Regions from separate parts of the Homo sapiens genome. Here region 1 is linked to region 2. Evidence: read pairs that join two places in POLR2A ChIA-PET (ENCODE). Cell type or tissue: A673. All regions are shown on one strand. Each heading gives the region's core, and the rest is flanking DNA. Links, peaks and the distances in the headings are about the cores only.

What was found. Peaks named below come from ENCODE experiments on the same cell type or tissue, not always from the same donor. Only the 100,000 strongest peaks of a DNase experiment are listed, where the experiment ranks them.
Region 1: POLR2A ChIA-PET joins it to region 2 with 8 read pairs; 2 of 35 experiments call an interaction of 5 or more read pairs at or near these places.

Annotation. Positions count from the first base shown.
Region 1 is chr21:36,881,945-36,898,050 of GRCh38, reverse strand. HLCS (holocarboxylase synthetase) reads left to right here. Exons shown (of 11, transcript NM_001352514.2): 6 at 920-1,191. Among named protein-coding and RNA genes, the nearest start is that of HLCS-AS1, 76 kb to the left of the region's middle. In A673, for the core only: no CTCF peak of the experiment used is centred there; DNase peaks (open chromatin) are centred at 8,510 and 9,950; H3K27ac peaks cover 2,275 bases.
Region 2 is chr21:36,614,729-36,630,834 of GRCh38, reverse strand. No RefSeq gene overlaps it. Among named protein-coding and RNA genes, the nearest start is that of SIM2, 76 kb to the left of the region's middle. In A673, for the core only: no CTCF peak of the experiment used is centred there; no DNase peak of the experiment used is centred there.

The DNA of each region.
Region 1 (16,106 bases), core at 5,545-13,544, 270 kb before region 2:
TCTCTGATGCCACTACTCTGTAGCCACAGGGAGCTTTGGGACGTAAAGGGCCTGGTGTTTGCAGGAGGATGGCCTAAGAGCCTGGATCTGTGTTTACTGAGATCTTAGTAAGTTTTGTACAGGCCTCTTGAGATGATGACTTCCCTCAGCCCTCAGTTCCTGATAAACCACCCTGGAGGAAGGCCTCTGGGACCTCTAAGGTCTGGCGTGGGGGAACCTCCTCCAGCCTTGTGGTTTTGGGGATAGAGTAGAGAGCTCTGTGCCTGGATTGGACAACGTCTCTTCTAGGTTTTGCCTTCCTTCTCCTCCTTGTACCTCCATTTGGGGCAAACAGAAAGCAGCTTTGGGGTACCCCACTTTCCCTTTGTGAAGATTATTGTCTTCTTTGTTGGTGATCAACTTGCCTTGTCTTTACAAGAGGAAGCGGAGATTCTCTAAGATGTGAGGCTGAGACCGAGTGTTCTTGTATTTGAGTGCTTTGTGTTCTGTGACTTCTTTCACCCAGGGTTTTCTGTTGTTGTTTTTGCAAATAGGATAATGAATTTCTTTGTGGGGCAAAAAGATAAAAGTTTTCCGTAAAATGAACGGAGGACTGGAGAACTACTTATGAACTCTGGACTGGAGGGGAATCTTGAAAATCATGAGAGAATGTAAGATGTAAGATAGGAAGTATAATCATGAACTGAACTGATTTTCTTGGATCCTGGTTTCTGAAGAGCTTATTTTATAGTATAAGTATACTAAGTATATGATTATCATATTGTCTAATCGTTTAGATGTATGGAATATGTTAATCTAGCTTTTCTTGGTCATGAATTAGGAAGTACTCATATTACCAAAATGGCATTATAAGGAAAAGCTACCATGATCTAATGTAATGCCAAATTACGACCATCTCATTTCTTTCTTTATGACACAGGAAATCAGGGATCCTCTTATGCAGTGGCTTGGGAAACATGTGGACTCCGAGGGAGAAATAAAATCCGGCCAGCTCTCTCTTAGATTTGTTTCATCCTACGTGTCTGAAGTAGAAATAACCCCATCTTGTATACCTGTGGTGACCAACATGGAGGCCTTCTCATCAGAACATTTCAACTTAGAGATCTATCGCCAAAATCTGCAGACCAAGCAGTTGGGGAAAGTAATTTTGTTTGCCGAAGTGACCCCCACAACGATGCGTCTCCTGGATGGGTAAGGTGTGAGCAGGTCTGCATCTGCTCAGAGGAGTCCTGTTCCATTGATCATCCTCTCTTACCAATAGACGGGGAGGGGATAGAGTTGTAGAGGAATACGTTTGACCAGACCTATTAGCAAGGTGGAAGTACTCTTGTCCTAGAAGAGTTAAATCGTGGGAAAGGAAATTGAAGTTCTTTGATCACAGGTTTGTTTTTTATGGGAATGGAAGGTGGTTGTGCTTTGTGTCTTGCTTCTTTGAATCAGGCCCTCAGAATGTTCTTTGATAAACGAATATTATGAAAAAAGATGTTTAACCGGTGGCATTATTGCTCAGGTTATCATTCTTCTTTTGTGCAGTTACAATCAGTGTTAGACATTTAATACAGGATGTTTTTCAGGGGCATTTGAATAGGAAGTTTGAATGACACCTAAGCTGTGTAAATTGAAAAAGGTCAGAGCTTTGTATTTTGAAAAGTGTTTTTGGTACATTGCTATCCAATACATTTATTCATTGATTGATTGATTGAGATAGGATCTTGCTCTGTCACCCAGGCTGGAGTCCAGTGGTACAATCACAGCTCACTGCAGCCTCGACCTTCTGAGCTCAAGGGTTGCTCCTGCCTCAGCCTCCCAAGTAGCTGGGACTATAGGCACACGCCACTATGCCCAGCTAAGTTTTGTATTTTTAGTAGAGACAGGGTTTCACCATGTTGCCCAGGCTGGCCTCGAACTCCTGGGTTCAAGTGATCCTTCTGAGTCAGCCTCCCAGAGTGCTGGGATTTTAGGCGTGAGCCACCCATTCCCAACCCCCATACCTTTTTTAAGCAGTTGATAACCCCATTTGGATATTAGAAATTTACTCTTACTGCAGGTTTTCCTTTTGATTCCTTCTGTTACATAGACTCTGATTAAAGATTAAAAAAATAGAAAACAAATGAAAGGAATTTTTTAAAACTCCCCAATAGTACTAATACTATTTTAGTTTAAAAAATTTGGTTATAGAGGGAGGGAATAACAAAAGTGCCTTCCCTCAGTGCGGTGTTAAAATTTAAGGCGTGAAATATTCCAAAAATAACTGGATTCATAGTTTCTAGGCATTTCACTCATGGGACCACATGATTAGACAGATGTATAATTCAATGTATGGGAATATTTTGGCCTTTTTCTTGATAATAGTTTCTGGAATTTAATGCTATATGGATATAAAATGATGAGCCAACTTTAGCATTTTCTTGACTGTCACACTTAGAGTCATCAGAATGACAGTGTTAGTATGTGTGTTGTATTAGAGGAGGCATTGGCAGAGTTGTTTGGGAGGATTATCAGAGCAATGGGGGCAGGCTGGGAGGGGAGCTGTGAGCCGTGTTCATTAGTAATTGTTGTGTACTGAGTTAATTTGTGATGTCATAGGTACTTTCATTTTTCAGCGCTTCTTAACTCTCCTGTTTCCACCTCACCCCTGACATCCATTGATTCCCAGTAGAAAAGGAAAAAGCCTGTTCTTTTAGATGGAACAGTCATCACTTGCTTGTTGCAAACTCTGTAATAATCCTTTGTTACTCAAGCGAAGACTTCATTATATCGAAGGGGTAACTCGCGATAGTTACATTTTCTGAATAAAAAAATGAGACAAGTTATTGAACAAAAGATTTGGGGAGGTGAAGTTCAGATAGAAAAATACGGGTACTTCCAGGCCATTTTTGTTGTTTCTGTGGAGAATACTGAAGAATATTTCGTGTCATTGCCACCTGGGAACCTTGGAAGTGTGGTCCTGGAGCTCGTGGCCAGGCAGCGTGTCACCAAGAGGGCAGCGCGTCACCAAGAGGGCAGCGCGTCACCAAGAGGGCAGCACACGCCCTGAGAGTGCGGACAGGCTGAGGCTCCCGCACATCCGCAGAGGGCTGGGCTTCACCACACGCTGTCCAGCCTGTGTTTTTGGGTGAAAAAAGAACCTGTATAAATATATTGCCTTAATATTCTTGGATATCAGGAAGTTCACTTTTGATATTAAACTTAAAAAAAAAAAAACCTCTGCCTTAGGAAACTTGGGTCTGTAAAAGTGTTTGACAGACATTGAAGCTGAGCTTGCCAACACTAGAGGTGGAACCTCCCATAGGGTTAAGAGTTTTTACTTTTACAAAGGGGAAAAATATTTTGGCCTTTCTGAGGGTGTTTAGGAATCTTTGTTTCTCTTCTTGTTTGGTTTGATTATTAATTATGAATCCCTTGCTTGGTGCAGAGCTGATACTGGATGAATGGTTGTTGGCGGCCTTAGCTTACCAGATGCCCTGCATCCGCTGTTCCCAGGGTTCCTTCCTAACACTACGAAGTGAGGTTACTCACAGAAACCTACTGAGTCAGTGAACCTGGGAAGAAATTCCTGGCGCGGGGAGGCAGTTGCCTTTTTAAGGAGAAGACATTTGAAGAGGTCATCTTGATGTCAGAGGGACCACGAGATAGATGGATGCACAAAATACATGGCCTGTTACATTCTAAGAATAAGACTAAAATATTTCTAAAACTATATTTGATCCTACATGAGTGTATCAGTTCGTTCTCGCATTGCTATAAAGAACTGAGACTGGGTAGTTTACAAAGAAAAGAGGTTTAATTGGCTCACAGTTCTGCAGGCTGTACAGGAAGCATGGCTGGGGAGGCCGCAGGAAACTTACAATCGTTGCAGAAGGTGAAGGGGAAGCAGGCACGTCCTACATGATGGGAGCAGGAGGAAGAGAGCAAAGGGGGTGGTGTCACACACTTTTAAACAACCAGATCTCATGAGAACTCACTATCATGAGAACAGCAAGGGGAATATCCACCTCTACGATCAAATCACCTCCCACCAGGCCCTCCTCCAACACTGATTACAATTTGACATGAGATTTGGGCAGGAACACAAATCCAAACCATGTTAACGAGCTATACTTATGGAAACATAGTCTATTTGTGATAGTAATAATAGGTTATGTGTACTGGCAGCTGTTCTCTTCCAGTTGCTGCTTTTGTGTGCTTTAAACAAATCCACGAATCTCATACATTATTTTTTAGTGCAGGGATCCCCGACCCCCGGGCTGTGGTCTGCAGCCTGTTAGGAACGGGGCGGCGCAGCAGTAGGTGAGTGGTGCAAGTGAGCATTACTGGCTGAGCCCCGCCCCCTGTCAGATCAGCGGCAGCATTAGATTCTCATAGGAGCTCAAACCCTATTGTGAACTGTGCATGTGAGGGATCTAGATTGCGTGCTCCTTATGAGAATCTGACTAATGCCTCGTGATCTGAGGTGGAGCAGTTTCATCCCGAAACCCCCTGTCCATGGACAAACTGTCTTCCACAAAACCGGACCCTGGTGCCAAAAAGGTTGGGGACTGTTGTTTTAGTGCTTTGGAGTTGTTACTGGAACAGTGTCAAACACTAGTATTATACCAGTGTGTAGAATTCTAGGTAACAGAATTTACTGTGTGTGGAATTGTTCCTGTTTCTGAATATTTATAAAAAATGTTGGATATGGCCAGGCGCGGTGGCTCACACCTGTAATCCCAGCATTTTGGGAGGCCGAGGTGGGTGGATCACTTGAGGTCAGGAGTTCGAGACCAGCCTGACCAATATAGTGAAACCCTGTCTCTACTAAAAATACAAAAATTAGCCAGGCAGTTGTGGTGCACTCCTGTAATCCCAGCTACTCAAGAGGCTGAGGCAGGAGAATTGCTTGAACTTTGGAGGCAGAGGTTGCAGTGAGCCAAGATCGCGCCATTGCACTCTAGCCTGGGTGACCGAACAAGACTCCCATCTCAAAAAAAAGTGGGATACTTTTTTTGTGGCTCATGCCTGTAATTGCAGCACTTTGGGAGGCTGAGGCAGGAGAATTGCTTAAGCCCTGGAGTTTGAGACCAGCCTGGGCAACATGATGAGACTATCACTTTGATGAAACTATTGGATAGAACAAGAAGAATTTTCAGAACTATGGACTGGGTTCTCTCAATGCTTATTTCTCTCTTCGTCTGTGTGTATCATTTCTTCAGCAATTGAGCAGCTCTTTCCTAATGGGCTGAAGTAGGAGTGAAATTTATGTTAGATATAGATCTTGATCATATGATTTACAAAATCTCTTTTTCTCCGTCTACCATTCCCCATCATGGAACCTGCACCAGCTGAAAATTGGGAGTTGTATTCCTAAGGAAGACGGGGAAGGACACAGTGGGGAACAGCCAGCAGTTTCTGCTGAGGTCCCAGATATCCACATGCATTTGTCTTCCCCTCCATAGAAAACTCTCACCTCTTCCTCAAGGAAGATGGCCCTGGTATGACATTCATTTCCTTCCACTTGATCAGATTCAGGATCTCTGGATGATGTGCCGTTTTCTCTTTTAGGGCCGGATGTACCTGTTGAGGTCTTGCAATCTGTTAGCTGAAACAGACGAGCTCTCTGCCCCCAGCACACCATGTGCCACACTGCTGTAGTAGAAATCACGACCATCAAGTCTCCCTGCACCCCCTGCACTGGCGGCCACTATGTTTCCTTGTCGCTGTCTGGCAACCCGCGTTCTGCCCTCCGGGAACTCTCTTGCCTGGGATCTTTTGGAGTCATGGCTTTGCCTTCTGAAAGGGTCTTCTCTGCACCACATCGGAGATGGATGCTGGAGAGGATGGGCTTCCAAAACCCGCTTGCTGGGAGGATTTGGGGTCTGGGTGTTGTTTTGAGGACTGAATAGTCACAGCTTTTTATAGGCCAGCCTTAAGGTTTCTGTAGAGATACAAGTCTCTCAGGACTTTAGTAGCCCTCTAGTCTGTTTGCTTCTGATTGGTTCCATGTGAGTAACCATCAAGATCTTGTCTAGACAGTTTTTCAGCCTAAAAACTCTGGTCTTTTAAAGGCCTCAGCGCTCTGCCATTCCTTTCCCTCCCAATTTAATAGCAACTCCCTTGGGCCAAATGAAACCGTGGGCTTGGGTGGAAGGCCAGGCCCTTAATCATATCTTTGGCACAAGGCTTCTGGGCTCTATGTGGTAAAGCATCTGTCTTATCTCCTGCTGGGGCTGCAGGGACAGCCCCATAGGCTCACTTAGATTGCTGGTTGCTGACACAGAGCTCCTTTCTAATCAAATCTGTATTCTTTCCCACTTTCTTGAGACTAGTTAGCTTTAGTTGGAGATCATTTCTCTTGATTGAACCTTGCTGAGAGTGTCAAGGACTGGCAAGCACTGACATTTTGAATTTTCAGAGCTGTTTCCTGTAAGGATACAGCTTCTAACAGACACCAGGTCTACCTCCCAACATATAGAAGGTCAGGACTCGATCAAAGGTTTTGCTGCGGCAGTCAGCAGTCGAGAACCTGTGAGACCTGTGTCTTTGCCAGTGATCCTCTGCCCATCTCCTCCATATCAGGCTGCATTTTTAGGCCTTGTTTCTGGGGCATACATAAAATCTGAGACCTAGCACCCCCGGTTCAGGTACCGGTTCCTAGGTCAATTAAGATTAGGTTTCACTGTGTGCAACAGATATCTGAAAATAGAAGTGGCTTGAACAGGATGGAAGTTTACTTTTCTCTCCTGCAAATGAGATAGGCTGAGATGGGAAGTCCAGCATTGGTGCGTTGGCTCACGTGTCAAGGACCCAGCTGAGTTGCTCGGCCACCTTCAGCACATGTCCAGGATGGTGATCCCAGTGTTTATGTTCTTACTTGAGCCAGTAAGTGGGAGGAAGGGGTAAAGAAGCTACATCCCCATTCTTCAAGGGACAGAAGTTGCACATGGCCTTTTTGTTTATGTATTATGAACAGGACCTAGTCACGTGACCTACAAACAAGGCTGGGAAATAAATGTGGTCTTTATAGTAGGCAACCATGGATCTAACTGGAAACCAGGCTTCTATCACTAAGGAGGAAAGGAGGGTAGACATTGGTAGACATTGGAAGACAATTAGAATTCTGCCTCAGGCATGTACTTTCAGTTTTTCAGACTACCAAGAAAAATACTTGGAGGCCCTGAAAGTAGTATACCTTCTGATAGTGCCAGGGTCTACCAGATTTAGGATCACAGGTGAAGATAATTATTTGACTTATAACACTGCTTTTGTTTCAGTGCTTACTCAAGGTAATTAGAGGAATTTTTTTTAGGTGTTTACACATCTAGGAGGATTTGGAGATTTCTGACAGATTTTTGAGGGTGTGGTATTTTTTGAGGGCTGGTATTTCAGTACCAGCTGAGCTACCATGGTACTGGTGTAGAGAGCTTTCTTTTGATCTCTCTGGGCATGTGAGTGGCTTGTCTTAGAGCATGAACCCCCCACCGCCTTCACCTTGTGTCTCCACCCCACAAATTTGGAAGTGTGTTTGTGATTGAATAGAGGGGAGAGCACTCTGGGGAGAGGAAGTAGCACAGGGCAATGTGGGTGCCGCTTGCTGATGACTGAGTCCCCTCCACCCCCAGAGTAAAAACTCAAAACCCCGTTAGTGATGCGCTTTCCCCAGGAATCTGACTTGGCTGTGCCACCCAACTCATTTGCTTAGAAAACGTGATTTCATCCTTTATCCTGGGCTCCAGTCATTTTCTCTGACATGTCTTCCCGACCATGAATTGCTTTTCCACACTATTGTCAGGGTAACACCTTCTGGATGCCATGTGTATTAGTCTGTTTCCACATTGCTATAAAGTACTGCCCAAGACTGGGTAATTTACAAAGGAAAGAGGTTTAACTGACTCACAGTTCAGCACGGCTGGGGAGGCCTCAGGAGACTTACAATCGTGGCGGAAGGTGAAGGGAAGCAAGGCACCTTCTTCACAAGGCGGCAGGCAGGAGAATGAACACAGGAGGAACTACCAAACACTTACAAAACCATCAGATCTCATGAGAACTCACCATCACAAGGACAGCATGGGAGAAACAACCCCCATGATCCGATTACCTCCACCCAGTCTCTCCCTTGGCACCTGGGGATTATGGGGATTACAGGGATTATAATTCAAGATGAGATTTGTGTGGGGGCACAGGGCATAACCATATCACCATGCTGTGTGTATTGCCAGTTTTGTTTCACGCCAGAGACCTTTATTTTTCTGTGCTATTTCCTAGTAGGTTTCCCTGTGAGCAGTTAGCTCAGCCAGTTAAGTAGAGTCCCAGGGACATGGGTCCAGTCTGTGTCTGTGTCTGTGTCTGGGACAGTGAACTTCTCCGTGTTCCAGGCTCACATCCCACAGCTACAGCTCAGGAATCCCTTTGCAAAATGTGAGCTATTGGTGGTGATGGGGTCTAGGGAAGTGGGTGTGGACCAGCCACTGCAAATCCATTGTCACTGCAGGAAAAGCCCCTCCCAGAGTTCAGTCTGCCTTGACGTAGTGGGTGTGTGGCACATTCCATTTAATCTCCTGATAAATGATAGTCAACCCTCTGGAGACAGCATGAGGCTAGACTGTGAAACATAGGAGCTTGGGGTAACTGAGTCATTGTGCTATTTTTGGAATCATCTTTTATTTGGCCAATAGCGTCTTTTTTGATTGACTTATACCAAGTCTCCATCAGAGAGTGAAATGACGTGAAACCGCAGTGTGTGGTGAGCAGATGGGCATAAACTTGCTTACGCCAATTTCCTTCGTATACTTGTGCATCCTGAATAAGTTGTCCAAGGTTGGACGTTTTGTATTTGTAAAGAATATTTTAGATTTTCTTATTAAATAAGCTGATTTCTCATTTGTCACCGTTTGAGTCCCTTGATGTTTCAGGCTTAGATTTGACTTCTTTGCCTCATGGGATAAGCAGTTCTGGAGCAACTCCTGTATGCCAGGCACTGTGTTAGGCACTGGAGAGGTGTCCTGGCGGCTCAGGCAGCGTCCATGCCTGACGGTGCGTTTGCAGAAGGAGATCCTAGTGCCTGTGCCAGTTTGTAAAGTTGTGTACACCGTTCTTGGTCTGATCATTGGGGCTTTGGGCAGAAAGGAGGTGGGCACAGTGATATAGGAGCGATGTGTGGTGTTTTGTTTTTGTTTTTGCAGTTACTGTGTGTTGGGCCTTGTTTCTGATGCTGTAGAGCTCGTAATCTAGTAGGGAAAATGCTGGAACCAAGACTTTGTCATTCACTAGCTCTGTGACCTTGACAGTCTCTCCTCCCTGAGCCTTACTGTCTTCAGCTGTGAGATCAGGGGCGTTGGAACACTAGATGCTCTCCAGGCATCTTCAGCTCACCTCCTTTGACCTGGTGATGCGCCCACGCCAGAGCCTCCACCAACCAGCCTTTTATCTCTCAGTGACTTCTGGCGCTTTTAGGTTGCTGAGCTAGTTTTGTGAATCAGCCTCATGTGAGTTGAGGAAATGTTGTGTGGGAGACAGTTGACTTTCTACAAATGAAGGAGAAGAAAAGGAAACACAATCCCATAAAATAAATAAATAAATATATATATATATATATATATATATATATATATATATATATATATATATATTTTTTTTTTTTTTAAATGGGAAGGGGGCAGGATCGCATTGGGGAGAATAGCTGCAGTCATTTAAGAAAGATAGTATTTCGATTTCAGAGTTTGGGACCAACTCCAGCTTTTCAGCTTTGTGCACACCTACCTAGTCAGTCCCAAACATCTTTTCCCCCTTTTCTTCCCTTCTGGGTCTGTGCTGCTAACTGACTCAACTCTGCACCCTCCTCCCCTGAAGTCGAGGCCCGAGAGGACAGAAATTGGGCTGGAACTAATTTAATGGCTGAGTGACCTCACAGTAGAGAAACAGCCGGATCCTAATAGGGGTCTTTGTCTACATTTCCACCCTGGCTGGTAGCATGCCAGTCAAGAGTCAAGCTGGAGACACAGGTGGAAGCGATTAGACCTGTCATAAAGTTTGAAAAATTGATTCTGGAGGCGAAGTGAATAGATTGAGCTTGACAGTGTTGTCCTAAAGATTCTAAGGGAAAATTCTGTAGTTTAATTTGAAATCCCTTGATTATTCATTAGCTTTCCAGATGGCTTTTGTTGATGTTTTACATATTAATGCCTGTATTGTGTTATTGGTGTACTCTTAATGTGCACATAGGTAATGAGCAAAGAATAAATACATTGGTAAGTGTCCCAAATTAATGGGATATTAGCGTAATTGTGAAATAAAGGGTTTTAAAGAAGTTGATTGCTTGGGATAATTAGCACGAATTTTTTTATGTGTCAGTTTGGTACTTTAAAAGTGAAAATTATTGGAGAATTTTAAGAAACCTTCATTTTAATGTTTACTTCTAAAATTTAAAATATAACTTTGGCCTTTGACTTTGGCAACGGTTGTGACTGAAGGGTTATTCTGGCAAATTCTCCATCAAATTTTTTTTGTTGTTCCAATTCAACACCTGAATAAGTTAACCTTTCACATGCCAAGCTCCTGAAGTTGAATTATTCTGTGGCCTGGTATTTTTCAGAGAAGCTTCTACATTAATTTTTAGTGTTCTTGGTTGTTTATTTTCATATTTTGTCACCGATTTTTCAAGTATGGTAGAGTTATTTTGATGTTTACCATTTTGTGATAGTGATAATGTGTTCTATTTAGGTGCATTTTCATTAGAACTGAGCCGTCCCAGTGTCCTCTCAGCGTTGATGTTGATGTCTTCATCATTCCGGGGTGCAGTAACAAAGTGGCATCCACTGAATGGCCTATAAACAACAGAAATTTGTTTCTCACCGTTCTGGAGGCTAGAAGTCTGAGATCAAGGTGCTACCCGGCTTGGTCAAATTATCTTCTAGATTGTAGACTGCTGACTTTTTTTTTTTTTTTTGAGACAGAATCTCACTCTGTGGCCCAGGCTGGAGTGCAGTGGCAGGATCTTGGCTCACTGCAACCTCTGTCTCCGGGGATCAAGCAATTATCCTGCCCCAGCCTCCTGCGCAGCTGGGATTACAGGCATGTGCCACCACACCCAGCTAATTTTTTTTGTATTTTTAGTAGAGACAGGGTTTCACCATGTTGGCCAGTCTGGTCTCGAACCCCTGACCTCAAATGATCCTCCTGCCTCGGCCTTTCAAAGTGCTGGGATTACAGGCATGAGCCACCAGACCCTGCTGACTGCTGACTTCTTGTATCCGCACATGGCAGAAAGAGGGTGAGAGAGCTCTCAACGGTCCTCAGATAGAAGGGCATTAATCCCATTAGTTAGGGCTCCACCCTCATGACTTAATCACCTGCAAAAGTGATTACCATCACATTGGGGGCTGGGATTTCAACACATGAATTTTGACAGAGGGTTGGGGAGGGAACACAAACATTCAATCCATTGCAGTTGAGTATCATTTTACTATTGGACAACTTGAAGCATCCCAAATTTGACTGCGCAGAACAGCAGGAGTGAATGTCACCTGGAGTGGAGCGAACATGGCCTCCTTCAGGGTAGGGCAAGCTGCCCAGCCATGGCAGGGATTCTGCTGAAGCTCTTTCAAACCCATAGCACCCATCTTTTTTTTTTTTTTTTTTTTTTTGAGATGGAGTCTCGCTCTGTTGCTCAGGCTGGAGTGCGGTGGTGCGATATCAGCTCGCTGCAAGCTCTGCCTTCCGGGTTCACGCCATTCTTCTGCCTCAGCCTCCCAAGTAGCTGAGACTACAGACACCTGCTACCACGCCCGGCTAATTTTTTTTGTATTTTTAGTAGAGACGGGGTTTCACCGTGTTCACCAGGATGGTCTCGATTTCCTGACCTCGTGATCCGCCCGTCTCGGCCTCCCAAAGTGCTGGGATTACAGGCCTGAGCCACGGTGCCTGGCCAACAGCACCTATCTTTTGAATGTTCTCAATGGTGGCAGTCTTCATCTTTTGAGGGTGTATGAGACTTTTAGGAAAAAAAAAAAAGTAGATAACATGGTAGAAAAGCTGGGGTAGAAAGTATTTGCAGAAATTGCATATCAGCCCGTGGTTCATTCATTTTACATTACTTAGATCTTGGGATGGGGTCCTGCTGGCCCTGGTTTGGAATCCCAATTTATTAGACGAGTAAACTTGGGAAAATCAGTAACCTTTTATGCCTCTATTTCCTTATCTGTGTCATGTAGCTGGTAATAGTCTACTTAAAAATAAAAAGTTTAATTACTTAACTACTTTCTCTGGCACACCAGCTGTGTGCAAGATCCTGTGTGAGGCTCTGGGACCCATGGGGAATAGAGAAGATGTGGGGCCCTCCTTCAGGGTGCCTCACTGGATAGGGTGAGGATGCGCCGAGATAATATGTCAGCAGACTCTTAGTACATAGATAATATTTATGGAACTCTCATTATTATTTAAACTTTGTGTGCAATTCTTTTTAGCCTTTATAACGCATCCTTCAGCAGCAGTGCTGTGGACGTCCATGAAACAGATTGGTGTGGTCTGTGTTCAGGACTGTGATATGTGTATCTTTTTTTTTTTTTTTTTGAGACAGGATCTTGCTCTGTCACCCAGGCTGGAGTACAGTGGTCTGATCATGGCTCACTGCAGTCTCAACTTCCTGGGCCCAAGTGATCCTCCCACCTCAGCGTCCCGAGTAGCTGGGACCACAGGCGTGAGCCACCATGCCTGGATAATTTTTAAATTTTTTGTAGAGACAGGGGTCCCACTATGTTACCCAGGTTGGCCTTGAACTGTTGAATTTAAGCGATCCTCCCACCTTGGCCTCCCAAAGTGCTGGGATTATAGGCATGAGCCACCGTGCCTGGTGTGGTAGGTGTTTTCTTGGAATGGAGTTTTTGTTTGAAGATTTCGACAGTTTTTTTCTCATACTAGAACCAATTGTTTGTTGCTGGTTACTGTTGTGCCAAAAATATTTTAGTCCAACTTTTTTTGAAAGATGAGAAAACATAGTCAGTTGTCCATGTTTGTGTTTCTCTTATATGTGAAGCAAGTCTCTTTTTCATTGAACCTTCTCTTTTTTTGAAATCTTAACCCTTTAGTTATCATTTTCACAGGTAATTCACAGTCATTTCAAAAGAGCCAAATCTGCAGTGGTTTGAACATTTTCGCAGTCCCTTGGATATGCCTTGTGCATCACCCACACCTTCCTGAGACCCCTGAACCTTCCATGACAGTCAGAAACACGTGCACCTGACATTACTACATTCTCTTTAAGCTCTAAAAAAAACCCCAGATGTTTATTACTCTGCAGAATTGCTTGATTGTAACTACATTTAATATTCATTTTGTCAAATGCCTCTGTTTTATTTAAACAAGCAATAAAAGACCACAAAAGGTAATAAGGCAAGGTTTAGGGTTAGAAAAGATAATCAATAAAGAGGGTGACAGGGACTTCTCTATGCTCTTTTCCCCCCAGTTCAGGTTTACCTTAGAGAAAAATCCAAATGTGTTGATTTTAGTTTAGTAGTGAGCTGAATCTGCTGAGGGTTGGAACTGCTTCCACTCTAGTCTTTAGATTGTAAAGGAGTTATTCTTTAGCAGAAGGGCCAAAGACATGACCTTGGAATAACCAGCCTGAGTTTATTAGAAGTCTGGTTTCCCACTGGGCAAGGCTGCATGGGATGCTGAAAGCAGGGCAGGCTCTGGAGCTTCATTGGCTACTGGCCTGGGGCAAATTCCATGACATCTCATCTTAAAATGGACAAGCTGCAATAATGCCCACTCATGGTAATGCCATTTGTAGGAGATTGGTAAGGGTGGTGGGAAAAATTGCAGAAGATGCAAACCTTCTTGGAAGGCTGGAAGGTTTTACAAAAGCTTCGGAAAAGGATTTGGCTGAAGGCAGCCAGATTCTTTTATCTGGTGCCTGAAAGCTTACGTTAGATAACAAGGGGATATAAATAAACTGATCTAGGTAAGTTAGTTTACTTAGGCCTTGGAACCTCGCCCTTAAGCATCCACGCACAGAACTACTCTCTCCGGGTCTGGGTGACCATGTGAATTGCCCACAAATGTGTTGACTCAAGGCCTTTGTCATTAAATCTATACTGAATAAATGCCCACAGTGCCGGCTTTTCGGGGCTGTGGCTGCTGACTCATTACAGCACCCTCCTTGGTGTCTGTGGGTGGCCGGGTCCCCTAGCCTGCTCTTTCACTGGATTCTTGTGTCTGAGTGCATTTGTTCATCCGTTGTTCAGCCATGGTCTGCGGGTCGGACCTGGCAGCCATTCATGTGGGGAAGGTCAGAGCAGGTGGTGCTGTGGAAAGCCCATTGCATAGTCTCTGACACGGAGTGGGGTGGCCACCAAGAGTTGGTTTAATCTCCTCTTCAGCTACCAAGGAAGACAGGTGCTTTCCCCACACAGCGCTGCTGATAGCCACCGACAGTGGAAACTGCAAATAAAACCTGAGCATATGTTTCAAGATTCTGATGCAGTAAGAAATCTATGATAAGAAAGCAGCATTGCCCAAACTTGGATTATGATTTAACAGTAGTTTCTAAGTAGAAACTTTTTTAGATATTCTTAGACGTTAGTGTTCATGATTGAGGTCTGACCAGTCACCTGGACACATGGGGTGTGCAGATAGAGGTTGAGTTCCGGCTTAAAAATATGTTTTAGTCAAAATCTGTCAATGTTTAAAATAAATGTGCCAGTTATCCCAGCAGGTATTTTTCCTCCTACTTGTTAGGCATCCCTCTCTTCCATTTCTTTTTCTCCCCTGACTTAGCTTTGTGGCTTATTTAGAGGGAACTTTTGTTTTTCTTTCAAATAAAACAGTTACCTGCTTTGGAGGTGAGAGTTGATTTGCTTTCACCTGCCCCTTTAAAATCTTTTACACACCTACCATTTGGCAAAACACCTTCTGAGCTCTGAAATACCTTTGTTGTTTCTGCTTTTTGTTTTGGAGAGAAGCATGTTCTGTTTCTGCATGAGGGGTATTCCGTCACTGTGAGATCCCAAACGCCACATTTTTTCTGCATTGCACAAGGAGTCATTCATCATTTTCATTTTTTGTTTGGCTCTCCCATAAGAGTATTCAAATTAGTGAGAAGGAAACGATGAAGTCATTGCCTGGCGGAGAAGGATTTTCCCTGGTTGTGGAAGGGCAAGGAGATGAGAAGGAGGAATGATGGGGAAGTCTGTACCTGCCTCTTTCTTTGCCCTTTGGTTCCAGAGGTCACCTTGATGCTAATAGAGTTTTCAGTTTAAAATTGGGTAATATGTGCATACAGAATTTACCTAAAAATGAAATACAAAAACCTCAGACTGGGCCGGGCACGGTGGCTCACACCTGTAATCCCAACACTTTGGGAGGCCGAGGTGGGTGGATCACGAGGTCAGGAGATCGAGGCCATCCTGGTTAACATGGAGAAACCCCATCTCTACTAAAAAAAAAAAAAAAAAAAAAAGAAAGAAAGAAAATTAGCCAGGCGTGGTGACACGCACCTATAGTCCCAGCTACTCAGGAGGCTAAGGCAGGAGAATTGCTTGAACCCAGGAGGTGGAGGTTGCAGTGAGCTGAGATTGCGGCACTGCACTCCAGCCTGGGCGACAGAGTGAGACTCTATTTCAAAAACAAAACAAAACAAAACAAAAAAACCCCAAAATCTCAGACTGTAACTTTCTTGCCTGCCATTTTGACACAGCAGCTTGTGCGATGTTGGTGAATCACTCAGCCTCTCCGGGTCTGTTTCTCATCTGTGAGATTAGAGGGTTATACTAGATCTGTGGCTTAATTTTTTTTTTCCAAGACGAAGTCTCGCTCTGTCACCCAGGCTGGAGTGCAGTGGCACAATCCTGGCTCACTGCAAGCTCCGCCTTCCGGGTTCATGCCATTCTCCTGCCTCAGCCTCCCGAGTAGCTAGGACTACAGGCACCTGCCACCACGCCCGGCTAATTTTTTGTATTTTTAGTAGAGACGGGGTTTCACCGTGTTAGCCAGGATGATCTCGATGATCTGACCTTGGGATCCGCCCGCTTCGGCCTCCCAAAATGCTGGGATTACAGGCGTGAGCCACCATGCCCGGCCGACGTGGAGTCTCACTCTTGCTCAAGCTGGAGTGCAGTGGCACAATCTTGGTTCAC
Region 2 (16,106 bases), core at 4,680-12,679:
TAGGCTTCAGAAAAAGGGGAGACATTGAGATCATCTAAGACATATCTCTGGTTTCAAAGATAAGGAAAGGGGGGCCAAGAGGATAAGCTCCATCCCCATGGCTGTAGAGCTACTAAGGGCGGAGCAGGGATTAGACTCGGCCAGTCCAATGGTACCCCAGGACCATCTAACATCACAAGGGACTTGGTCTTTCTACCTCGCCATGTCTTTAACTGGAAAAATCTCAAATCGGGTGGGATGAATTGTAACCTTTTTCTAACTCCTGTGTGCAGCTGGCAATAGGTTAGCTATTTGGCGGAAACCAAATAACTAGAGGAAACTCTCATATTTTAGTGACATTTTGAAAGACTTCTGCTTTAGCAAGCTGTGTATCTCCCAGCAACTGTTTTTCTTTTAAATCAGTGACAGCTTGGAGTTTCTAACTAGGAATTTAAAAAAATATATATTCTGGAGGAGGGGTGAGTGAGAATGTATTCTTATTTTCTTTCTTTTTTTTTTTTTTTTTTGTCATCCATGCTGGAGTGCAGTGGCATGATCATAGCTCACTGCAGCCTCCAACTCCTGGCCTCAAGTGATCCTCCCATTTCAGCCTCTGGAGTGGCTGGGATCATAGGCTCATGCTACCACACCTGGCTAAGTTTCAAATTTTTTTATAGAGACACGGTCTCACTATGTTGCCCAGGCTGATCTCAAACTCCTGGGCTCAAGTCATCTTCCCGCCTCAGCCTTCCTAAGTGCTAGAATTACAGGTGAGAGCCAAGGTGCCTGGCCCAGAAACTATTTCTTACAGAAAATAGGGCTACCTGTCCCCTCATTTCCCAAGATTGAGTGGGGAAGTTGCTGCTTTCTTTCTTTCTTTTTCTTTTTCTTTTTTTTTTTTTTTTGAGATGGAGTCTCGCTCTGTCACCCAGGCTGGAGTGCAGTGGCGCGATCTCCGCTCACTGCAAGCTCTGCCTCCCGGAGTTCATGCCATTCTCCTGCCTCAGCCTCCCGAGTAGCTGGAACTGCAGGTGCCCGCTACCATGCCCGGCTAATTTTTTGTGTTTTTAGTTAGAGAAGGGGTTTCCCCGTGTTAGCCAGGATGGTCTCGATCTCCTGACCTCCTGACCACCCACCTCGGCCTTCCAAAGTGCTGGGATTACAGGCATGAGCCACCGCGCCTGGCCACTTAATCATTTTTAAGGGCATTTCTCTCCTGGCATTATGTTAAAAATTTTTTTTTTGTTGGACCATCTACTGGGCTCCCTGGGTGACAAAACGAGGGGCACCCTTGATAACGAAACGACGTCAGTTCCAATGCAGAAGCTTCTTAATCATCTTCATCTAGACGCTTCTTGTAATGACCTCAGTGAAATCAAAGGACATAACCATCAACATGAACATGTTGAAAAAACTCTAGGACCCAAATAATACAGTCCAGGACCCAAATAATACATTCCAAATAATACAGCCTTCCTTGTAGGCAAGCATCATGAAGGGATGGAACATAAATCCACTTAGGATGGAAACCATCGCAGGGCATGGTTAGCAGATGGTGGGGAAGTCTGAGCTGCACAAAGCCTTCCTCAGGAGCGTAGCTTCAGAAGCTTGACGCACATCACGTGTGGATGCTTCAAAAGCTTGCATCACAGGCTGGTCCTAGTGGATGCTCACAGGGTCATTGTCTCTCTGCTGTTTTTTGGGGACAACCCTCATTTAGGGACAGAGTGCACAGCAATTAGCCTGTTCTTAAGCACTCGGGATGCCTGAATCTTTATTGCCTATATGCATTAACTAGCGAAAGTTGCAGTTTTTATTAAACTCAGCCCTGGCAGACGCCTGTTTAGTGTGAGTTAGAAAGCCAGGCTCAACTCAGAGGATAATGCAACCCACATGTTGAATGGCGTGCTTCACTGACTTACAGAAATATCTCAGGTAGCAAGTATTTTCTTACTGCCCTGTTAGAAAAACATGCGCCCAGCTCACACTGTTTGCTTTTTGCACCCTTTGCCGTTACAAAAATATAATGGATGTGCAGAGGTAGGAGAGTAGGTGACGCCCTGGCGTGGCTTTGGGGAGTCGTGTTTGCTGGCAGAGCAGAGCAGATGCTGCGGCAATGATAATATTCCGGAATGTATTTCAGGGTGTTTGTTGTGATAGCCAGTAAATCAGCGAAGGGACGAATTGACTCTATGGTCGACTTCCCCTCAAGCAGAGAAGAGGCAAGTGGCTTTTGCTTGTTACTTTTAGTTCACCTTGAAGTCCTGGCCCATGAAGTCCAATTTCAGATGGATGCCTGCAGGAGTGAGGAGGCTCTGTGGGGCCACCTGGCACCATTGCACTTCGTTCCCTGGAGTGTCTTCTAGGATGAAACCCTGGGCACAGGATGCTGGGTAGGGGGCTGGGGCGATGTGCACGCATTCATTAAAAGGTTATTTTTCTCCCTTACAAAACAATGGCTTACTGTTCACCAACGAGGCCAGGAGGCGAGGGACCCAGGCAATTAGCGGAGGCCCCCCTGGCTCATTCAGGTGTGGAGTGTGGGAACGCCAGGCCTCTCAGCTCACAGAGCAGAAGGAAAACCAGCCAGCTTTCCTGGCAGCCCCAGACGTAAATGAATGACAGACTGAACCCTTTCCTCAACCTGTTTTTATCCTTTCTCTTACCTGCCGTAGAAGCAGGATTGGATGGGATAGGGAAGAGAATGCTGAGAAGAAAAAGAGCCCCAGGGTTATTTGAAGATGTTCGTGATCTGGTGAAACGAATTTCACTGCACTTTTCTTTTGACAAGTCTAAAAGATTTATAATATTTTAAATATATTTTCAATCTGATCAGAAAAACAAACTGAAATGTTGGATTTAGTTTAGAGTAAACTACTAATAAAAATGGCAAACCACTTCATTCTGGAACGATAATAGAAATTATATGCAAATCTATGTGTCTTATCAAAATGCTCTGTGTGTGTGTGTGTGTGTGTATCTACACACACATTTTATATATGTACAGCCTTTTGCCACATAACAATGGTTTGGCCAACAATGGACCGCATATATGATGGTGATCCCATAATATTATAATACTGTATTTTTTCTGTACCTTTTCTAGGTTGAGATACACAGATGCTTACCATTGTGCTACAGTTGTCTGCAGTATTCAGTACAGTAGCATGCTGCACAGGTTTGTAGCCTAGGAGCAAAATGCTCTACCATGTAACCTAGGTGTGTAGTAGCCTACACCATCTAGGTTGGTGTAAGTCACTCCATGATGTTTGAACAATGATGAAATTTCCTAATGACAAGTTTCTCAGATCACATCCCCATTGTTAAGCCGTGGGTGGCTGCACATATTTCTGGGAGGAATCTTAGTTGGTGTATTAGTCAGCATTACCGCAGGAACAAACGGCCCCACATTCTCCACAGTTACAATGACGAACATGTATTTCTCATTATGTTGCAGGGTTTTACGTATATAACTCAGGACATGTCTCCATTATGCTGGTCATCTACATATTTAAACACATCATCTGGTTTGGCACTGGGTAGAAAGGCCACAGAGACACAGAGGTTGGGCTAGGGTCCTGTCCCATCTCCATGGCAGTATGGGGACACAGTCATAGGGCACAATCAAGGCAATGAGGGAGACAGGCCCTGCTGCCCCATGAGGCTCTGACACCCCTGTCCTCCACTCACCCCATTTCCTAGAGTAGAAACAGCTCTTGGGTGTCCCTGCCCAGTCTTGGCATCATGGACTCATGGGCTCCTTTAGGCCAATGTCCGCCTCCAGCAGCTGCAGAGCCTCAGAAGCATTCATGCCAGGTGCCGCATAGGAGCTGAAGGTTGTTTGGTCTGTGGAAGAGAAGACTGGGGAGGAAGATGACAGTCTTGAAATATTTGAAGGGACAGTCACAGGATACAGGAATTAGACTCATTCCTCCTCCCTCAACAGAGACTGAAGGGAAGTACATTTTGGTCCCACATAAAGGACAACTTTGTATCACCTGACCTGTCCCACGTGGTCAGGTGGGGGACTCTTAACTGTACTCATAACTGTTTCCAGCAGAAAATTTTCCACCTTGGTGGAAACACAATTGAGGCCCAAGCCTTGCCACTGAAACTCTCGGGTAAAACTGGAGAGTATTAGGGCACTGGCTGTGCAGTTACACAAAGATGGGGTTTGAATCCTGGGATCATGACTTCCTAGCTGTGAGCTGTACCTGTCCCCAGGGCCTGTGTGGTGACCTGGAGGGACGAAGAGGAGAGGACTCAGGCCCACAGGGAGCAGGTCAGTGGTCTTCAGGCCTCTTTTAACCAGAAGCTTGTGATCTGTGGAAACACCTGCCTAAGAAGCGGGCAAAAAGAGCCGACCCTTCTGGCCACAGTTTCTAAGTCTATTCCAGTATATCAGAAAACTCTTAAAGGGGGACTGGAGTATATTTTACAGTATTATTTTTGAGCCATTTGAATAGGATTTTACTTTTTGAAAGATTTGGGGAAATCCAAAGCCATATAAAGTTTATTTTAATTTAACATATGTTACAACTCAAAATAATCATCATGGAAAAAAATACCCTAATGATTTGAGATGACCTAATTCTTGTAGCCTTTTTCAGAAGAGTCCCATGGCCCCAACCACACGCCATGTACGACTGTTTAAGATGTGTTGAGAATGACAGATGTGCTGCCATTTTCACAGCAAAACGTAGGTTTTTGCTTTGTGAAAACATATTTTTATTGTTGAGAAGTGATTTGTGATATTTGTTGTTTTTATTAAAGAAATAAAGGCTGTCATAGACAAAAACATTATCCAGATCCCCATGATTCATCCACCAATGACTTTATGAATATCTGTTTCATTACATTTATTACATTTTCAGCTGCAACTAAAAAGAAATAAAAATGGAAAAAATAATCAAAATTAATGATGGCCTTACAAAGTAATGGGAACTTTCTAAAAATGAAAGCTGTGTCTATTTCTAAGCTGTGAAGAATTTATATGAAGGTTATGTTATTTTAAAACATTCCTTATAGCAACCTAAAACTTGAGTCTCATGTTGCCTGTGGTGCAGTAAGTCCATCTGACTTGCTGGTGTGGTGCTGCTGTGTTTCCCAAAGTGTGTTCCTGGGAACACCAACCCCACATGCTGCTCCTCAGATGGTTCTGTGGATTTTGTGATTAAAAAAAAAAAGTTGGGAAAAGCTGAAGCCCACTTTCCTGACCTGGAGATGATAAATCTCAATGACGTATTTTTTTGTTTGTTTTTTTGAGATGGAATTTTACTCTTGTCACCCAGGCTGGAGTGCAGTGGTGCGATCTCGGCTCACTGCAACCTCCACTTCCCATGTTCAAGCAATTCTCCTGCCTCAGCCTCTCGGGAAGCTGGGATGACAGGTGTACCACCTCGCCTGGCTAATTTTTGTATTTTTAGTAGAGATGGGGTTTCGCCATGTTGGCTAGGCTGGTCTCGAACTCCTGGCCTCAGATGATCCACCCGCCTTGGCCTCCCAAAGTGTTGGGGTTACAGGCATGAACCATTGCACCCAACCCCTCAATGGCATATTAAAGGCTCTGAGCTGTCTTATAACAAAGACCTCCCTGCCCATTCCGCAGTTGGTTAATGTATTAGTCCATTGTCCCATTGCTATAAAGAAATGGCTGAGACTGAGTAATTTATAAAGAAAAGAGGTTTAATTGGCTCACTGTTCTGCAGGCTGTACAGGAAGTATGGCTGTGGAAGCCTCAGGAAGCTTACAGTCATGATGGAAGACAAAAGGGAAGCGGGTATGTCTTACATGGTGGGAGCAGGAGCAAGAGAACCAATGGGAACATGCCACACACTTTCAAACAACCAGATCTCATTGGAACTCTATCACAAGACAGCACTGGGGGAGGATGGTGCGAAACCATTTATGAAGGATCCACCCCCATGATCCAATCACCTCCCACCAGGCCCCATCTCCAACACTGGGGATTACAATTCAACATGAGATTTGGGTGGGGACAGAGTCAAGCCATATCAGTTAATATCTCTTGGAAGAAATTTTGGGAGTAGGATTAAGAACATTGGATTGGTTGCCAGGAAATTTGGTGCTAGAGCTGGTTCTGCTGCTACCTGGTTTGTGGACCTTGGGCAAGCCACTTCCCCTTTCTGTGCCTCACTTTCTCCCGGCATATAACAGAGTTAGGGTTGTGCCATCTGTGGTAGTTAGAGTTGGTATTAACAATTCTTCACACCCTCTTCCCTGTTAAAGGATTATACATCTCTGTCCCTTGACTTTGAGCTTAGCCAGGGGACATGCTTTAGCCACTGAAATGTGAGCAAATAAGAGTTAAGCCAGGTGCTTGCACAAGCTCTATCTAAGAAGTACAGTGGGATCTCCTGCCAGCCCTCTTGCTCTTTTTCTCTGCCTTGAGACCCACATGACTGCTTCTTGAGTTTGGGTCCCAGAATGAGAAGATGCATGGAGCAGAGCAACAGCCGGGGCCCCAGTAATATAGTGAGAAAGGTGTGTTTGCTGTTGTGGCCACTGAAAATCTGGGGCTGTTTGTTGCTGCAGCAACACTGACTAATACACTGCAAGCTCAGTGTATTAGTCAGCTCTGATATTCTAGCATTCTTGAATGTGTCTCCCCCATCCCCAGGTTGTCTCTTCTAATTTTCACATCCTCATCTTCCTCCTGCCCACGAAGATGCTCGTGACACTTCTCCCTTCAAAATCTCCGAGTTGCCCCCTTCACCCCCTACACATGGAGATCCAACAATCTGTGGTGTGAGCAGAACAAGAACCTAAGCCGCTCACTCTAGGACTTGGGTGGGTTTGGGCATTTGTGAAACCTGTGGGTGCTTGAGCCAGATGTTTAGTAGTCTGGACGCCTAAGAGGCCACCTAGGAAAAAACCCATCCAAAGATAAGAGCCAGTAGATCTTCCATTCCAACTTAGTATAATAATACTGTCCTGGTATGGGGATTCTGGAATCTTGTAGGACAGAGACGGAAGGAGTCCAGGGAATATTGAGTTTGGATTGTGTATGATGGAGTCAAGGAACGACTTTGCCATTCATCTGACAGCTCAGAGGCTTGTGGCTCCAGAGATGGGATCTGGGTCCCTGGCATGGAAATTGTCAAGGTCCTGACTACCCCAACCCCAGCCCAGGTTTGCTGAATGTGGGTGAGGACCATTGTCAGCCGAGAGAGGGAACAGGGCCTTGGCATCTCATACAATCAGTACAGGGAAGGTAAAAAAAGTAAGTGGAGGATGCTGCAGGGTGGCTTAAAGGCCTGCGTCCTGCCCCCCATGAATAGAATTTAGTGGGGATGCTCCAAGGAGGCTTGGGGATCTGCAATGGCAAGCACAACAAAGCCAGGAATGTGGGTTGTGTTGTGACTGTGATGTGGGTGTTTACCTTTGGGGGATGTGGCCCAGCATAACACGCTTAGAGACACTAGGGCTTTTAAAAACTGCCCTGTAGCCTGGGCACAGTAGCTCGTGCCTGTAATCCCAGCACTTTGGGAAGCAGAGATGGGAGGATTGCTTAAGGCCAGGAATTCAAGACCAGACTGGGCAACATGGTGAGACCGCATCTCTATAAAAAAAAAAAAAAGCAAATTTGCTGGGCATGGTGGTGCACACCTGTAATTCCAGCTACTTGAGAGGCTGAGGCAGGAGTGTCACTTGAAGCCAGGAGTTCAAGGATGCAATGAGCTATAATCTCACCACTGCACTCCAGCCTGGGTGACAGAGAGAGACCCTGTCTCTAAAAATATTTTTAAAAAATGAAAAAATGTAAAAAAAAAATACATCCCTGCCCTATAAATCTGTCCTGAGGAAATACTTCAAGATGGGTAAAGATGCACAAGGATTCAGGAAATGCTCATGGCAGGGTTGTTTGTAATATCATGACGTCGTATCCCTGTCAGTGGGGAATTGTTAAGAGTCCATTCATCAATGAAGCTCTCACAGTTCCAAAAAAGCAAGCTCTGCACGGAGTGTATTACCTTGGAAAGACATCTTCATACACAATGGTGCCCATATTGTGGATTCTTCTTTCTTATTATATAAAACCATCTATAGTCCATCTACAGCCTTGGAAGTCCATTCTTGCAGAGCAGGGAGAGGAACTGAAGAAAAGGGAGATGAGCCTTTATACATTTATGCTTTTTGATATTTTATAATGAACCAGTACTTCTTTTTTTATTATTATACTTTAGTTCTAGGGTACATGTGCACAACGTGCAGGTTTGTTGCATATGTATACATGTGCCATGTTGGTGTGCTGCACCCATTAATTCGTCATTTACATTAGGTATATCTCCTAATGCTATCCCTCCCCCCTCCCCCCACCCCACAACAGGCCCCAGTGCGTGATGTCCCCCTTCCTGTGTCCAAGTGTTCTCATTGTTCAATTCCCACCTATGAATGAGAACATGTGATGTTTGGTTTTTTGTCCTTGAGATAGTTTGCTGAGAATGATGGTTTCCAGCTTCATCCATGTCCCTACAAGGACATGAACTCATCATTTTTTATGGCTGCATAGTATTCCACGGTGTATATGTGCCACATTTTCTTAAGCCAGTCTATCATTGTTGGACATTTGGGTTGGTTCCAAGTTCGTTCCAAGTCTTTGCTATTGTGAATAGTGCTGCAATAAACATACGTGTGCATGTGTCTTTACAGCAGCATGATTTATAGTCCTTTGGGTATATACCCAGTAATGGGATGGCTGGGTCAAATGGTATTTCTAGTTCTAGATCCCTGAGGAATCGCCACACTGTCTTCCACAATGGTTGAACCAGTTTACAGTCCCACCAACAGTGTAAAAGTGTTCCTATTTCTCCATATCCTCTCCAGCACCTGTTGTTTCCTGACTTTTTAATGATTGCCATTCTAACTGGTGTAAGATGGTATCTCATTGTGGTTTTGATTTGCATTTCTCTGATGGCCAGTGATGATGAGCATTTTTTCATGTGTCTGTTGGCTACATAAATGTCTTGAGAAGTGTCTGCTCATATCCTTTGCCCACTTTTTGATGGGGTTGTTTGTTTTTTTCTTGTAAATTTGTTTGAGTTCATTGTAGATTCTGGATATTAGCCCTTTGTCAGAAGAGTAGATTGAAAATTTTTCTCCCATTCTGTAGGTTGCCTGTTCACTCTGATGGTAGTTTCTTTTGCTGTGCAGAAGCTCTTTAGTTTAATTTGTCAATTTTGGCTTTTGTTGCCATTGCTTTTGGTGTTTTAGACATGAAGTCCTTGCCCATGCCTATGTCCTGAATGGTATTGCCTAGGTTTCCTTCTAGGGTTTTTATAGTTTTAGGTCTAACATTTAAGTCTTTAGTCCATCTTGAATTAATTTTTGTATAAGGTGTAAGGAAGGGATCCAGTTTTAGCTTTCTTCATATGGCTAGCCAGTTTTCCCAGCACCTTTTGTTAAATGTGGAATCCTTTCCCCATTTCTTGTTTTTGTCAGGTTTGTCAAAGATCAGATAGTTGTAGACATGCGGCATTATTTCTGAGGGCTCTGTTCTGTTCCATTGGTCTATATCTCTGTTTTGGTACCAGTACCATGCTGTTTTGGTTACTGTAGCCTTGTAGTATAGTTTGAAGTCAGGTAGCGTGATGCCTCCAGCTTTGTTCTTTTGGCTCAGGATTGACTTGGCAATGCGGGCTCTTTTTTGGTTCCATATGAACTTTAAAGTAGTTTTTTCCAATTCTGTGAAGAAAGCCATTGGTAGCTTGATGGGCATGGCATTGAATCTATAAATTACCTTGGGCAGTATGGCCATTTTCACGATATTGATTCTTCCTATCCATGAGCATGGAATGTTCTTCCATTTGTTTGTATCCTCTTTTATTTCAATGAGCATTGGTTTGTAGTTCTCCTTGAAGAGGTCCTTCACATCCCTTGTAAGTTGGATTCCTAGGTATTTTATTCTCTTTGAAGCAATTGTGAATGGGAGTTCACTCATGATTTGGCTCTCTGTTTGTCTGTTATAAGTGTATAAGAATGCTTGTGATTTTTGTACATTAATTTTATATCCTGAGACTTTGCTGAAGTTGCTTATCAGCTTAAGGAGACTTTGGGCTGAGACGATGGGGTTTTCCAGATATACAATCATGTCATCTGCAAACAGGGACAATTGACTTCCTCTTTTCCTAATTGAATACCCTTTTTTTCTTTCTCCTGCCTGATTGCCCTGGCCAGAACTTCCAACACTATGTGGAATAGGAGTGGGGAAAGAGGGCATCCCTGTCTTGTGCCAGTTTTCAAAGGGAATGCTTCCAGTTTTTGTCCATTCAGTATGATATTGGCTGTGGGTTTGTCATAAATAGCTCTTATTATTTTGAGATATGTCCCATCAATACCTAATTTATTGAGAGTTTTTAGCATGAAGGGCTGTTGAATTTTGTCAAAGGCCTTTTCTGCATCTACTGAGATAATCATGTGGTTTTTGTCATTGGTTCTGTTTATATGCTGGATTACATTTATTGATTTGTGTATGTTGAACCAGCCTTGCATTCCAGGGATGAAGCCCACTTGATCATGGTGGATAAGCCTTTTGATGTGCTGCTGGATTCGGTTTGCCAGTATTTTATTGAGGATTTTTGCATCGATGTTCATCGGGGATATTGGTCTAAAATTCTCTTTTTTTTGTTGTGCCTCTGCCAGGTTTTGGTATCAGGATGATGCTGGCCTCATAAAATGAGTTAGGGAGGATTCCCTCTTTTTCTATTTGATTGGAATACTTTCAGAAGGAATGGTACCAGCTCCTCTTTGTACCTCTGGTAGAATTCGGCTGTGAATCTTTCTGGTCCTGGACTTTTTTTGGTTGGTAAGCTATTAATTATTGCCTCAATTTCAGAGCCTGTTATTGGTCTAGTCAGAGATTCAACTTCTTCCTGGTTTAGTCTTGGGAGAGTGTATGTGTCGAGGAATTTATCCATTTCTTCTAGATTTTCTAGTTTATTTGCGTAGAGGTGTTTATAGTATTCTCTGATGGTAGTTTGTATTTCTGTGGGATTGGTGGTGATATCCCCTTTATCATTTTTTATTGCGTCTATTTGATTCTTCTCTCTTTTCTTCTTTATTAGTCTTGCTAGCGGTCTATCAATTTTGTTGATCTTTTCAAAAAACCAGCTCCTGGATTCATTGATTTTTTGAAGGGTTTTTTGTTTCTCTATCTCCTTCAGTTCTGCTCTGATCTTAATTATTTCTTCCCTTCTGCCAGCTTTTGAATGTGTTTGCTCTTGCTTCTCTAGTTCTTTTAATTGTGATGTTAGGGTGTCAATTTTAGATCTTTCCTACTTTCTCTTGAGGGCATTTAGTGCTATAAATTTCCCTCTACACACTGCTTTAAATGTGTCCCAGAGATTCTGGTATGTTGTGTCTTTGTTCTCATTGATTTCAAAGAACATCTTTATTTCTGCCTTCATTTCATTATGTACCCAGTAGTCATTCAGGAGCAGATTGTTCAGTTTCCATGTAGTTGAGCAGTTTTGAGTGAGTTTCTTGATCCTGAGTTCTAGTTTGATTGCACTGTAGTCTGAGAGACAGTGTGTTATAATTTCTGTTCTTTTACATTTGCTGAGGAGTGCTTTACTTCCAACTGTGTGGTCAATTTTGGAGTAAGTGCGGTGTGGTGCTGAGAAGAATGTATATTCTGTTGATTTGGGGTGGAGAGTTCTGTAGATGTCTATTAGGTCTGCTTGGCGCAGAGCTGAGTTCAATTCCTGGATATCCTTGTTAACTTTCTGTCTCGTTGATCTGTCTAATGTTGACAGTGGGGTGTTAAAGTCTCCCATTATTATTGTGTGGGAGTCTAAGTCTCTTTGTAGGTCTCTAAGGACTTGCTTTATGAATCTGGGTGCTCCCAGATTGGGAGCATATATATTTAAGATAGTTAGCTCTTCTTGTTGAATTGATCCCTTTACCATTATGTAATAACCTTCTTTGTCTCTTTTGATCTTTGTTGGTTTAAAGTCTGTTTTATCAGAGACTAAGATTGTAACCCTTTCCTTTTTTTTGTTTTCCATTTGCTTGGTAGGGCTTCCTCCATCCCTTTATTTTGAGCCTATGTGTGTCTCTGCATGTGAGATGGGTTTCCTGAATACAGCACACTGATCGGTCTTGACTCTTTATCCAATTTGTCAGTCTGTGTCTTTTAATTGGAGCATTTAGCCCATTTACATTTAAGGTTAATATTGTTATGTGTGAATTTGATCCTGTCATTATGATGTTAGCTGGTTATTTTGCTTGTTAGTTGATGCAGTTTCTTCCTAGCCTTGATGGTCTTTACAATTTGGCATGTTTTTGCAGTGGCTGGTACTGGTTGTTCCTTTCCATGTTTAGTGCTTCCTTCAGGAGCTCTTGTAGGGCAGGCCTGGTGGTGACAAAATCTCTCAGCATTTGCTTGTCTGTAAAGTATTTTATTTCTCCTTCACTTATAAAGCTTAGTTTGGCTGGATATGAAATTCTGGGTTGAAAATTCTTTTCTTTAAGAATGTTGAATATTTGCCCCCACTCTCTTCTGGCTTGTAGAGTTTCTACCGAGAGATCAGCTGTTAGTCTGATGGGCTTCCCTTTGTGGGTAACCCGACCTTTCTCTCTGGCTGCCCTTAACATTTTTTCCTTCATTTCAACTTTGGTGAATCTGACAATTATGTGTCTTGGAGTTGCTCTTCTCGAGGAATATCTTTGTGACGTCTGTATTTCCTGAATTTGAATGTTGGCCTGCCTTGATAGGTTGGGGAAGTTCTCCTGGATAATATCCTGCAGAGTGTTTTCCAACTTGGTTCCATTCTCCCCGTCACTTTCAGGTACACTGATCAGACGTAGATTTGGTCTTTTCACATAGTCCCATATTTCTTGGAGGCTTTGTTCATTTTACTCTTTTTTCTCTTAACTTCTCTTCTTGCTTCATTTCATTCATTTGATCTTCCGTCACTGATGCCCTGTCTTCCAGTTGATCAAATCGGCTACTGAAGCTTGTGCATTCGTCACGTAGTTCTCATGCCATGGTTTTCAGCTCCATCGGGTCCTTTAAGGACTTCTCTGCATTGGTTATTCTAGTTAGCCATTTGTCTAATCTTTTTTCAAGGTTTTTAACTTATTTGCATTGGGTTCAAACTTCCTCCTTTAGCTCAGAGAATTTTGATCATCTGTAGCCCTCTTCTCTCAACTTGTCAAAGTCATTCTCCCTCCAGCTTTGTTCCGTTGCTGGTGAGGAGCTGCGTTCCTTTGGAGGAGGAGAGAAGCTCCGGTTTTCAGAATTTTCAGTTTTTCTGCTCTGTTTTTTTCCCATCTTTGTGGTTTTATCTACCTTTGGTCTTTGATGATGGTGACTACAGATGGGGTTTGGTGTGGATGTCCTTTTTGTTTGTTAGTTTTCCTTCTAACAGTCAGGACCCTCAGCTGCAGGTCTGTTGGAATTTGCTGGAGGTCCACTCCAGACCCTGTTTGCCTGAGTATCAGCAGCAGAGGCTACAGAACAGCGAATATTGGTGAACAGCAAATGTTGCTGCCTAATCGTTCCTCTGGAAGTTTCGTCTCAGAGGGGTACTTGGCCATGTGAGTTGTCAGTCTGCCCCTACTGGGGGGTGCCTCCCAGTTAGGCTACTCGGGGGTCAGGGACCCACTTGAGGAGGCAGTCTGTCCATTCTCAGATCTCAAGCTGCATGCTGGGAGAACCACTACTCTCTTCCAAGCTGTCAGACAGGGACATTTAAGTCTTCAGAGGTTTCTACTGCCTTTTGTTCGGCTATGCCCTGCCCCCAGAGGTGGAGTCTACAGAGGCAGGCAGGCCTCCTGGAGCTGTGGTGGGCTACCCAGTTCGAGCTTCCGGGCCGCTTTGTTTACCTACTCAAGCTTCAGCAATGGCGGGCGCCCCCCCCACTCCAGCCTCGCTGCCGTGTTGCAGTTTGATCTCAGACTGCTGTGCTAGCAATGAGCAAGGGTCCGTGGGTGTAGGACCCTCTGAGCCAGGCGTGGGATATAATCTCCTGGTGTGCCGTTTGCTAAGACTGTCGGAAAAGCACAGTATTAGGGTAGGAGTGACCCGATTTTCCAGGTGCCATTTGTTCCCCCTTCCCTTGGCTAGGAAAATGAATTCCCTGACCCCTTGCACTTCCCGGGTGAGGCGATACCTCACCCTGCTTTGGCTCACACTTGGTACACTGCACCCACTGTCCTGCACCCACTGTCCGACAATCCCCAGTGAGATGAACCCGGTACCTCAGTTGGAAATGCAGAAATCACCTGTCTTCTGTGTCGCTCATGCTGGGAGCTGTAGACTGGAGCTGTTCCTATTCGGCCTTCTTGGACAGGAGGTGAACAGGTACTTCTTTAAGCAAGACAGCAATAAAGATATTTCCATTCTGAAAAAAAAAGTGTTTTTCCCCCAAGGAAACACCTAATGTTGCTTATGAATGATGTGTTGGCTTCCTGGCCTCTTGTTGCAACAAGGAGAGTTCCCTGCTTTATTTTTCCAATTAATATTGGGGTGAAAACCATGCAAAGCAAATTACTTTTGGATCCGTGGTAGCTTACTCATAACTTTTTCCAGCAGAAAAATTTCCACCTTGGCTCAAACACAATTGATCCCCAAGGCACACTACTGAAACTTTGGGGTAAAATTGCAGAGTACTCAAGGCACTGGCTGTGCAGTCCCACAAAGACAGGGTTTGCATCCTGTGATCATGACTTTTTAGCTGTGAGCTGGGCTTGTGTTCTGGGCCTCAGTTCCCTCAGATGAGAAAGAGATGACCACAGTGCTCTCCTCCCCACCACAGTCGAGGGAAATTCACAGGGTTCTGGGTATTAACCACTCAGCTGTGTGCTTACACAGAAACCAACCCAATAAACAGATCACTCTGCATCTTATTTATTTTTCTGTGCTTCTCCTTCTTGTTTTTTTTTTTCCTGTTCTTCTGCCTTATTTTTGTTCTACCACTCATGGTCAGCCCAGTCTTTCTCCATAAGTTCTTTATGTCCAGATGGAGAAAGGACTTCCTTTCTTCTCCTAATAAAAAGCAAGAGAACAAATTGGCCTGGTATTTGTTTATCTGTATCTGTGCTATCCAGCACTGTAGCCAAGGTATGCTTTGGCCACAGCGACAGCAAGCACCTAAGCCTGCTCACTCCAGGACTTAGATGGGGTTGGGCATTGGTGAAGCCTGTGGGTGCTTGAGCCAGGAGGTTAGTAGTCTGGAGAAGCAAGAGGCCCCCTAGCAAATAATCCAACCAAAGGTAAGAGCCAGTAGATCTTCCAGTCCACCTTAGCACAATAATACTGCCTGGCACAGGGGGTTTGGAATCTTCTGATTTCAGAGAGCACAGGCAGTAAACCTTCACATCCACCAGGCTGCGGAGTGCATGAGCTGTGGGGGTGTGGCTGGCGCCACCTAGATTTCAAAAGATGGAACCGCCTGCAGTCTCTGGCATGCAATGAACTCAGAGGGGCACCTGCAGGGCAAGCCCACTGCAGAGAGCCTTCACTAGGGCAATGCCTAGTGGGAGTCGTGAGAATGGGGCAGCCTTCTAGACTCCAGACTAGTGAAACCATCAACATGCAATTCCAGTCTGGGAGAGCCACAGGCATGAGACTCCAACCTGGGAGAACTACAGTGTGGGCTCGGTCCAGTGAAGCTTTGGGGGCAAAGCCACCCCAAAGCCTTGTGACCTCAAATCCCACCCCAGTGTGTCCAGAAGGTAGGACATGCAGTCAGCGGAGGTTAGTCTCAAGCATGAAGATTTAGCATTGTTTGGACTTACTTGAGTCCTATTGCCCCTTTCTCCCTTCCCATTTTTCCCTTTGGGAATGGGAATGTCTGTCTTCTGCCTGCCCCAATATTGTATCTGGGTGCACATAACTTGCTTGATTTCACAGGCTTATAGCTGGACAGCAATTTGCTTCAGGATGAATCCTACTTTGAGTCTCACCATATCTGATTTAGATGAAATTTAGATGAGACTTTGGACTTTAAATTTTTGGTTGATGCTAGAATAAGTGAAGACTTTTGGGGCTATTGAGATGGAACTAATGTATTTTGCATGTGAAAATGACATGAATTTAGGGGGGCTGGGGCAGAATGCTATGGTCTGTATGTTTGTGTCACCCTAAAATTTATAAGTTGAAA